Linked DNA regions of Homo sapiens: region 2 is linked to region 1. A link is a contact called in ENCODE Hi-C or POLR2A ChIA-PET data. All regions are on one chromosome and are shown on one strand. The core of a region is the stretch at or near the end of the contact, and the rest is flanking DNA. Distances in the headings are between cores, read along the strand shown. Region 1 overlaps ASCC1 (activating signal cointegrator 1 complex subunit 1). Region 2 holds the start of DNAJC9-AS1 (DNAJC9 and MRPS16 antisense RNA 1).

Region 1 (3,715 bases), core at 438-2,937:
AAAGTGCTGGGATTACATGCGTGAGCCACCGCGCCCAGCCCAACTCCCTTATAAAGACCCATCTCAACATCCTTAACTTTATCACATCTCAAAGTCTCTTTTGCCATAAAAGGTAATAGTCACCGGTTTTGGGATTATGATGTGAATATCTTTGGAGGGCCATTGTTCTGCCTGTCACATGCCCCCTTCCCAAAATGTTTTTTAAGGCATCTTTGGGGAAATACACTTGGGTGATAAAACTAAAGAAAACTAAGGATGTGATTACTGTAAAAGTTGGGACAGTGGTTACCCTTCAGGGGAAGAAGACAAAGGCAAGACAAGGAAGTCTAGGGTGCTGATAAGATTGTATCTCCAGCCTACACGGTGGTTATAAAAGCATCCATTTGTTCTGTATCGTCTTCTGATGTGTGTTACATTTAACAATTTTGAAGTTTTTTTAGAAAAACTCTAAGCACAAGGCTGGGTGCAGTGGCTCACGCCTGTAATCCCAGCACTTTGGGAGGCCGAGGCGGGCGGATCACGAGGTCAGGAGATCGAGACCAGCCTGGGCAACATGGTGAAACCCCGTCTCTACTAAAAATACAAAAAATTAGCCAGGCCTAGTGGTGCACAACTGTAATCCCAGCTACTTCGAGGGCTGAAGCAGGAAAATCGCTTGAACCCGGAAGGCAGAGGTTGCAGTGAGCCAAGATTGCACCACTGCACTGCTGTCTGGGCAAAAGAGCAAAACTCAGTCTCAAAAAAAAAAAAAAAAAAAAAGAAAAACTCTAAGCACAAATAAAAGAGGAAACAGTTTGTTTTTAAGCTTTTATAGATGTTGGGCTTTTTTTTCTTTTTTTCTTTTTCTTTTGTAGAAATGGGGTTGCGCTATGTTGACAAGGCTGGTCTTGAACTCCTGGCCTCAAGTGATCCGCTGGCCTCAGTCTCCCAAAGCGCTGGGATTACAGGCATGAGCCACTGCACCCAGCCCAATGTTGAGATGTTTTAAAGGTAAAATTACACTAGTTCCTCTAAAAATATATAATATATATATTATATATAATATTTTTATATTATATATATTACATATATTATATATTTTTATATTATATATTATATTTTTTATATTATATATTATATATTATATTTTTATATTATATATAATATATATTTTATATTTTTATATTATATATAATATTTTTATATTATATATATTATATATTATATTTTTATATTATATATATTATATATTATATTTTTATATTATATATTATATATTTTATATTATATATTATATTTTATATTTTTATATATGTTATATACAATATTTTTATATTATATATATATTTCTTATATTTTTTTATATATAAAATATAGTGACTAGAGAGAGAAAAATGAGGGAAAGAAATGCCCTGTCACTAGCATGCCAAATCAAGACTTAACTAGTAGAGCCAGACTCAATTCTAAAGGCCTGAAAGTGCACACAAGTACCTTTCTAGACCTGGAAATGACTAGGAAACATAAGGGGAAAATGGCCTAATGGTTTAAAATTCCCAGCTTACTATCTCAGTCACTTTGATATTCCATTGCTCTTTCTTCCTTTTTCTTTCTCTTTATTCTTCAACTTTCTCTTGCATAAATTTGCTCTAATACCCAGCTAGAAAAAGGAAGTTCTACAACTTTGCTTTCCCTGCCTTACCCTTTGGGAGCCTAGCACTCTAGTCAACTTGAGTTTACTTGCCAAGAAAACACCAAAACACCAAGTACTGGGAAACAAAACACACAGAAGGCAATGGAGCAAGACAAGGTACAGACAGGACACCTAAGGGTCACACGATCGAAAGTCCTTTTTGGAATTATGAGTCATAAGGGTTCAAATAATCCTTAACTCTACTGTAGACTATATAATTTACAAGTAACTCCACTGGACAGTCTTTTAATGAATGGAGAAACGCTCTAAATTCTGCCCTACCTCACAATGCCATCTACCAAGAGAAACTTTTCTCTTACTGAATTATCTAAATTTAATTTGGAACCAAACAACCTTCAAGGCAACGGCATAAATCTCTAGAGCCACTGTTTTTCTTTGCTCGGAATATATCATCATATTCCTGCCCCAAGCCCATTCACTGAGATGAATGAAGACCAACGAACATCAAATTCTTTACTGCAGGGGTTTAATTACACTGGGCCCTGCTCCAAGCTTGCCATTACTTGGAGCTGGAACTATCTTACTCCATTAGGTTGGCCACCCAGGCTGGCGCCTGAAAGTTCTAATGGTATTGACCTTCCACCCAGCAGGGAGAAGCAAAGAGTGAAGTAACAGGAATTTCCTGGGGCAGTTTTGTTTATGAAAATAAACATGTTTCTTTATGACTAAGTCACAACATCACTAAGCCTCAGTTTCTTTCTTGTTAAATAAGGCCTCATCCATGCATGCGAAAGCTTCCTCTAAAGAAAACTTATGTACATGCCTAAGTCACAGTTCACCGAGTTCAAGGTCATGTCCTGACTCATCAGTCCTGAGTGCATGGAGCTTAGCCCTCTCATTCAAACTGCAGCTCATGATTTACCACTAGCAGTCACCACATCATCACAGGCCCTTCACTGGCATCACTTTTAATCCAGCACCCTGGGCTCGAGTGGGGCAGAACTGCTAATAATACTATCAGTAGGAACAATTAACAAGACATAATAAAATCTACACATATCAAGCTTGGGGAAAAGGGCAGTAGACAGCAGTATGGATTGGTCCATCATGAAGCATTCTCTGCTTCCTTAAAGCTCAACCATCCTTTCCATGAGATGGGATACAACACAGGTGCAACTGCCAGAGCTGTCAGCAAGTAGAAGGGAGGCCTCTCTCCAGACATAGACCTGTAAGCTCACACTCCACTACATGCTAGTGAAGAATCTGATCCAAATGTGTAGCACCCAGAATGTAAATAATTTATAGCTCTCTGCCTTGGTGGTACATGCCAATTGCCAGAGACAAAAAATAATTCTCAAATCATATTCACATATATCATCTTTTAGGAACTCCAGGTATAACAAACGTTTGTGCCTTTAACCTGGAGTAGAGAGCCTAGGGTTCTAATTCTAACTTTGTCACAAACCAGCTGTAATTAGGCAAGTCATGTCACTTCTCTAGCCTCGGCTTCCTCCTCTGTAAAATAAGGGAGGTGGCCTGGTTTACCTGTAAGTCAAAGGACCTACAAACTTTTTACATGTTCCCACAAAACCTAAATAATTATCTGCTAACAAAATAGATTATGTGTGAGGGATCTACCAATTCACTTTCTGATATTCTATGCAAAGAAAAAGAGAAAATATGCATGCTTCCCCTATACTCGTTGTATTTTCTTTCTTTTTTTATGGCCAAATCTTGTAGAACTGTTTCTGGGCAGGTGATATGAAGTTCATTCATCTAAAGAAGTTATTCAAATAAGGCAAAGTGATGAAAAGAGCATTTGGCTGTGCAACCAGACAGGCCTATGTTCAAATTCTGCCACCTATCAGCAGCATGACCCTAGGTGAGTTACTCAGTTGCTATGAAGCTTAATTTCATCATCTATAAAACAGACAATACTTCTGTCTCAGGTTTGCTCTGCAGATGAAACACATATGAAGTCTCTGGCACACAGTAGTATGGAATAAATACAAGCTTCCCCCTCTTCCTTTTTACATGACTGTGCAGCACTAGACAAATGCCATCTTTGCTCTCCCTTTTAAAGCA
Region 2 (3,715 bases), core at 895-3,394, 1.1 Mb after region 1:
CTCTTATGTAAAAGCTGCAGAAAAGTTCCTGAGGGCACTCAGGAAGGCAGCAGTGGTCCTAAAAGTTGTGTGCTCCTTAAGAGAATCTAACGCCCGATGATCTAAGGTTTCATCCTGAACCACCCCCCCAACTCTCCTCACCCCCACTGTCACTGGAAAAACTGTCTTCCACAAAACAGGTACCTGGTATCAAAAAGGCTGGGGACCGCTAAGCTAAAGTTTTTCTTTAAAAAAAAAAAAAAGAAAAGAAAAATTCTGTATCCAACTCAAGAATCAAATTCGGGGCAAAGGCCCAAACATCTGCACTTTTAACAAGACGGTGTCTGCCATTCTCTTCTTACCCCCTCAACCGAGTAAGGATCACTGCCCATCCTGTGTACCCGGGTTCCACTAACTTTATCTCCTGAGGAATGCCTCAGGAATGCTACAAGAATTGGCCTACATGAAAAAATATTTCAGTGCTACTTTACTATGGTAATATTTAAACAATCTATGCAATAAAAATCATCTTGAGCACAACATGCTAGAAAAAGTTTCTCTTGATGAACTGGTATGCCCATTTTATTAGATCGAAACTATAGACCAAGTTAACCCTAGTCCTTATTTCTGGAGTTTTATGTTTACTTCTACTGCTGTAAATACTCTCAAATCCTTTTTGGAAGCAGTCAAAATATAAATCCACAGTATTCAAAATCTTACCCTCCTTTTCCTTGCATTCATCTTTTGTTTCGATTCTTTGACAAAGGCATTATAGGATGGGACCTCTCCGGCGTCAATAGCTTGCTGAATGATATTCCTTATCCTGGGTTCCTCTGTGTACTGCACGCAAAGCACAGACTCCATGATCTGATCCATGTCACCCTTGAAGTCCAGATAGGCCTGCTTAATATCAGCCAGCTCTTCTTCCGAACCTTTGTATGTCTTTTCAAAAGCTTGAATGTCCTCTAAAGATATCTGATGATAAAGGAGATTTGCTTTAACTTTGGGAATTTTACTTTAAATAAAACGTACGTTAGTAAAACTAGAGTTGGGTGTTGAATTGCTGCAATACAACAGTTGCTTGAGTTGAAATTATTGAACCAGATTTTCTATGCCTAAGCTTCTCCGGAGTCCTCCTTTTTAAATCCAATCTTCATTAACTGCTAACTAGGGACCAGGGAAGGGAAATTTAAGTGAAATTTCCAAGAGTGAGAGGTGATCCGGAATCAGGACTTACATTTGGATATGTAAAATAAAGCGCATCCGGCAAAAAAAATAAATCGGCCCTTTTCAGTGCAACAATCACATTAACAGGAAATTTAAAGCCCGTTTCAGTAAGCGTGCGTGTATCTGTATTTCAAGGCCAAACTCAAAATTCCTAATTCCTACAAAATTAACACAAAATACAAGATCTTAGAGGCAGTCAATAAAGGTTTGTTGATTGAATGATGGTAACAGTCACAAAGAAACCTCCAGAGTCCTTTACCTTTTTAAAGAGTAGCCGCCAATACGCCTCCCAGTCTCGGTCTTGGGTGAGCACAGGAGAGTCCTCGTCCACTGTTCCCTGCTCATCGTACACTGCTCTCTGTTCTCTGTCACTGAGAACGGAATAGACTTTTCCCAGGATCTGAGGGCAAAGAGTATCCGTAAATCACCCCTGCTCCTCCCACCGAAACGGCGGCGCGAGAAATAAAGATCAGAAGGCGCCAAGCGGAGCTCAGCGCGCTCCCCCGGGGCGGGGCCCGGTAGCCAAAAGGCTAGGGGGAGGCCCGCGCAGCCGGTCGGCTTCGGGGCGGGACCCTGCATACCTGGAAGCGGCGGGTGGCGTCCTCCTTGTCGCCCTCACCCACCCGGTCCGGGTGTACCTGCAGGGACACCTTGTGGTAGCCTCGTCGGACCTCGCCGTCGGAGGCCTCGCGTCGCACGCCCAGCACCCGGTAAAGGTCGGCGGTGCCGAACACTTCCTCGCAAAGGTCCAGCAGCCCCATGCCGGGCGGAGATACGACCCCGGAGGAAGCAGCCGCTCCCAGCTGCGCCGGGTACAACCCAGGACTGCTTCTTTTTCGCGCCCAAAAAGCCCAGGGCGCCTGCGTCACAAGCACTGAAGGGGCGTGGCCACGCCGCGCATCCGCGCTTTACGGCGGCCGCAAAATGAGGTGTGGCGAGTCAGGCGCGGGCCCGGGTAAGTAACGCCGGCATGTGGAGTCACAGTCCCCGGCCGCGCGCAGGAGCTAGGTCTTCAGGGAAGTGATGTTGCTCGGGTCTCTCCTCCCCTTGCTCTGGAAATCTGGCGTCCGTCTTACCTTTTAGTGTCCAAGAACAACTTTTTCAAAAAGTTCATATATTAGCTTGAATTTACAAACTGCTGGCCTATTTTTTTAAGTAGAAAACGGCCAAACATCAGCATTCAGCAGTTACACATGGTTCAACTTAACAGATGTGTTTTTTCAAAAATGTTCTTGAAAGGAATAGGTAAAGCTGTAGACCCAAATAATTTTGCACCCCACTGGTTGGAAATGCTGGGGTACTTTCCCTCTAGCCCTGTAGGAAAAAACCCTATACTGAAACCCAAAAAGCACAAAACACGGGTCTTCCAAAAACTCTTACCTAATAGGACTTTCACCTTACACATTGGTGGAGAGAGATAACATGACCCAAGCCTCCGTCTTAATAACATAAACTGCTGAAGCAAAGGCTCTTTCTTTTAATACTCTGTGAAGTTCACAGCTGGGTTTGAACATGTTGGATCCCAGGTGGCAGCAGAGTGGGCTGGAGCAATCATCCAAGAGATGGTGAGAAACTTGGGCCTGGAGACCCAAAGCAAGGTTGAGGCTGGGGATAAAACTTTGTTAGTAGGGTAAACTCACAGAGGAAGTATGTGTATACATATCTTAAAGGATAAACAATGCTAAGTGAATACCCGAGTTGGCAGAAAATACCTTATCAAATATCCCCTCACTGATGTAGCATTTTTCAGAATCATTCTGCTCTGCCAATAAGTTTCTGCAAAGCCTCAAACTCTCCAGGATACATTAATATCTTTTAAACTTCCCAGAGTTGCCGTGATTTTCAAAGCATTTCTCTTTCCCAGATCCAAGATCAAACTCAGCTGAAGTCAGTTCCTCTCAACCTGCCCTGGCATCAAAGTCTCAAAGCAAGTGGGGGCCAACCAGCAACAACCCCAGGGGAGCTTTGACAACCACAGAATTTGAGATGGCTGGTAATCGTTCTCAGAACATAAAACACAAAGTAAGTCGGCACATTGATAGAACCTCCTCTATAAATTTCCTATATCTTAGTCACACACCAGAGTTAAGCCATCTGTCTTTGCTCATTTTTCCCTCTATGGACAACATAATATGTTGGGAAGGGCTTTCCAGGAGGGCATAACCGGGAGATGAATCTTACATCACTGGGCAAGTTTCCACCTCTAGGCCTCAGCTTCCCTATCTGTAAAACGGAGATAATCCTACCTGCCTTCATAATACCTTACAATTGTCACAAATAACCTTGTACACAAAAGGCCTAGGATATATGTAGATGCTTTGCAATATTATCTTTCTTCCAGTTTCTTGTATTTTTTAAGGTATTCAAATACATCTATTTTAACATTTTTCTATATATACATTTGCTACGGAAAATTGAAATCGCACACTGAAATATCCTTTTATTGCAACTCAAATTTTCAAAAACCAGAAAATCAAATTATTATGCTCTAGCCAAATTATGTAATGTT

The links. A loop is a pair of places that touch in the nucleus more often than their neighbours do. ChIA-PET counts read pairs that join two places held with the same protein, here RNA polymerase II (POLR2A). Pooled maps may share reads with other maps.
Region 2: a pooled map shows a loop between it and region 1 (6-fold over the local background). The contact joins the promoter of DNAJC9-AS1 here to the enhancer-like site in region 1. A Hi-C loop is called at or near these places in 1 of 37 single-sample maps with no recorded cell type and 2 of 50 pooled maps. POLR2A ChIA-PET finds 5 or more read pairs at or near these places in 1 of 52 experiments (A673).

The regions. Positions count from the first base shown.
Region 1 is chr10:72,171,677-72,175,391 of GRCh38, forward strand. The region is part of intron 5 of ASCC1 (activating signal cointegrator 1 complex subunit 1); the gene reads right to left. Among named protein-coding and RNA genes, the nearest start is that of ANAPC16, 42 kb to the right of the region's middle. Within about 2 kb of position 1,688, at least 5 of the 41 ENCODE cell types and tissues checked have a DNase peak (open chromatin) inside an H3K27ac peak, as active enhancers do; they include A673, where a contact is called at or near this core.
Region 2 is chr10:73,245,223-73,248,937 of GRCh38, forward strand. It overlaps DNAJC9-AS1 (DNAJC9 and MRPS16 antisense RNA 1), which reads left to right and starts at 2,145. Exons shown (of 4, transcript NR_038373.1): 1 at 2,145-2,161; 2 at 3,071-3,228. It overlaps DNAJC9 (DnaJ heat shock protein family (Hsp40) member C9), which reads right to left and starts at 2,033. Exons shown (of 5, transcript NM_015190.5): 1 at 1,788-2,033; 2 at 1,466-1,606; 3 at 700-954. The coding sequence starts at 1,967. MRPS16 (mitochondrial ribosomal protein S16) reads right to left here. Exons shown (of 3, transcript NM_016065.4): 3 at 3,627-3,715. RefSeq lists enhancers at 1,475-2,674, 1,940-2,279 and a silencer at 1,590-1,739.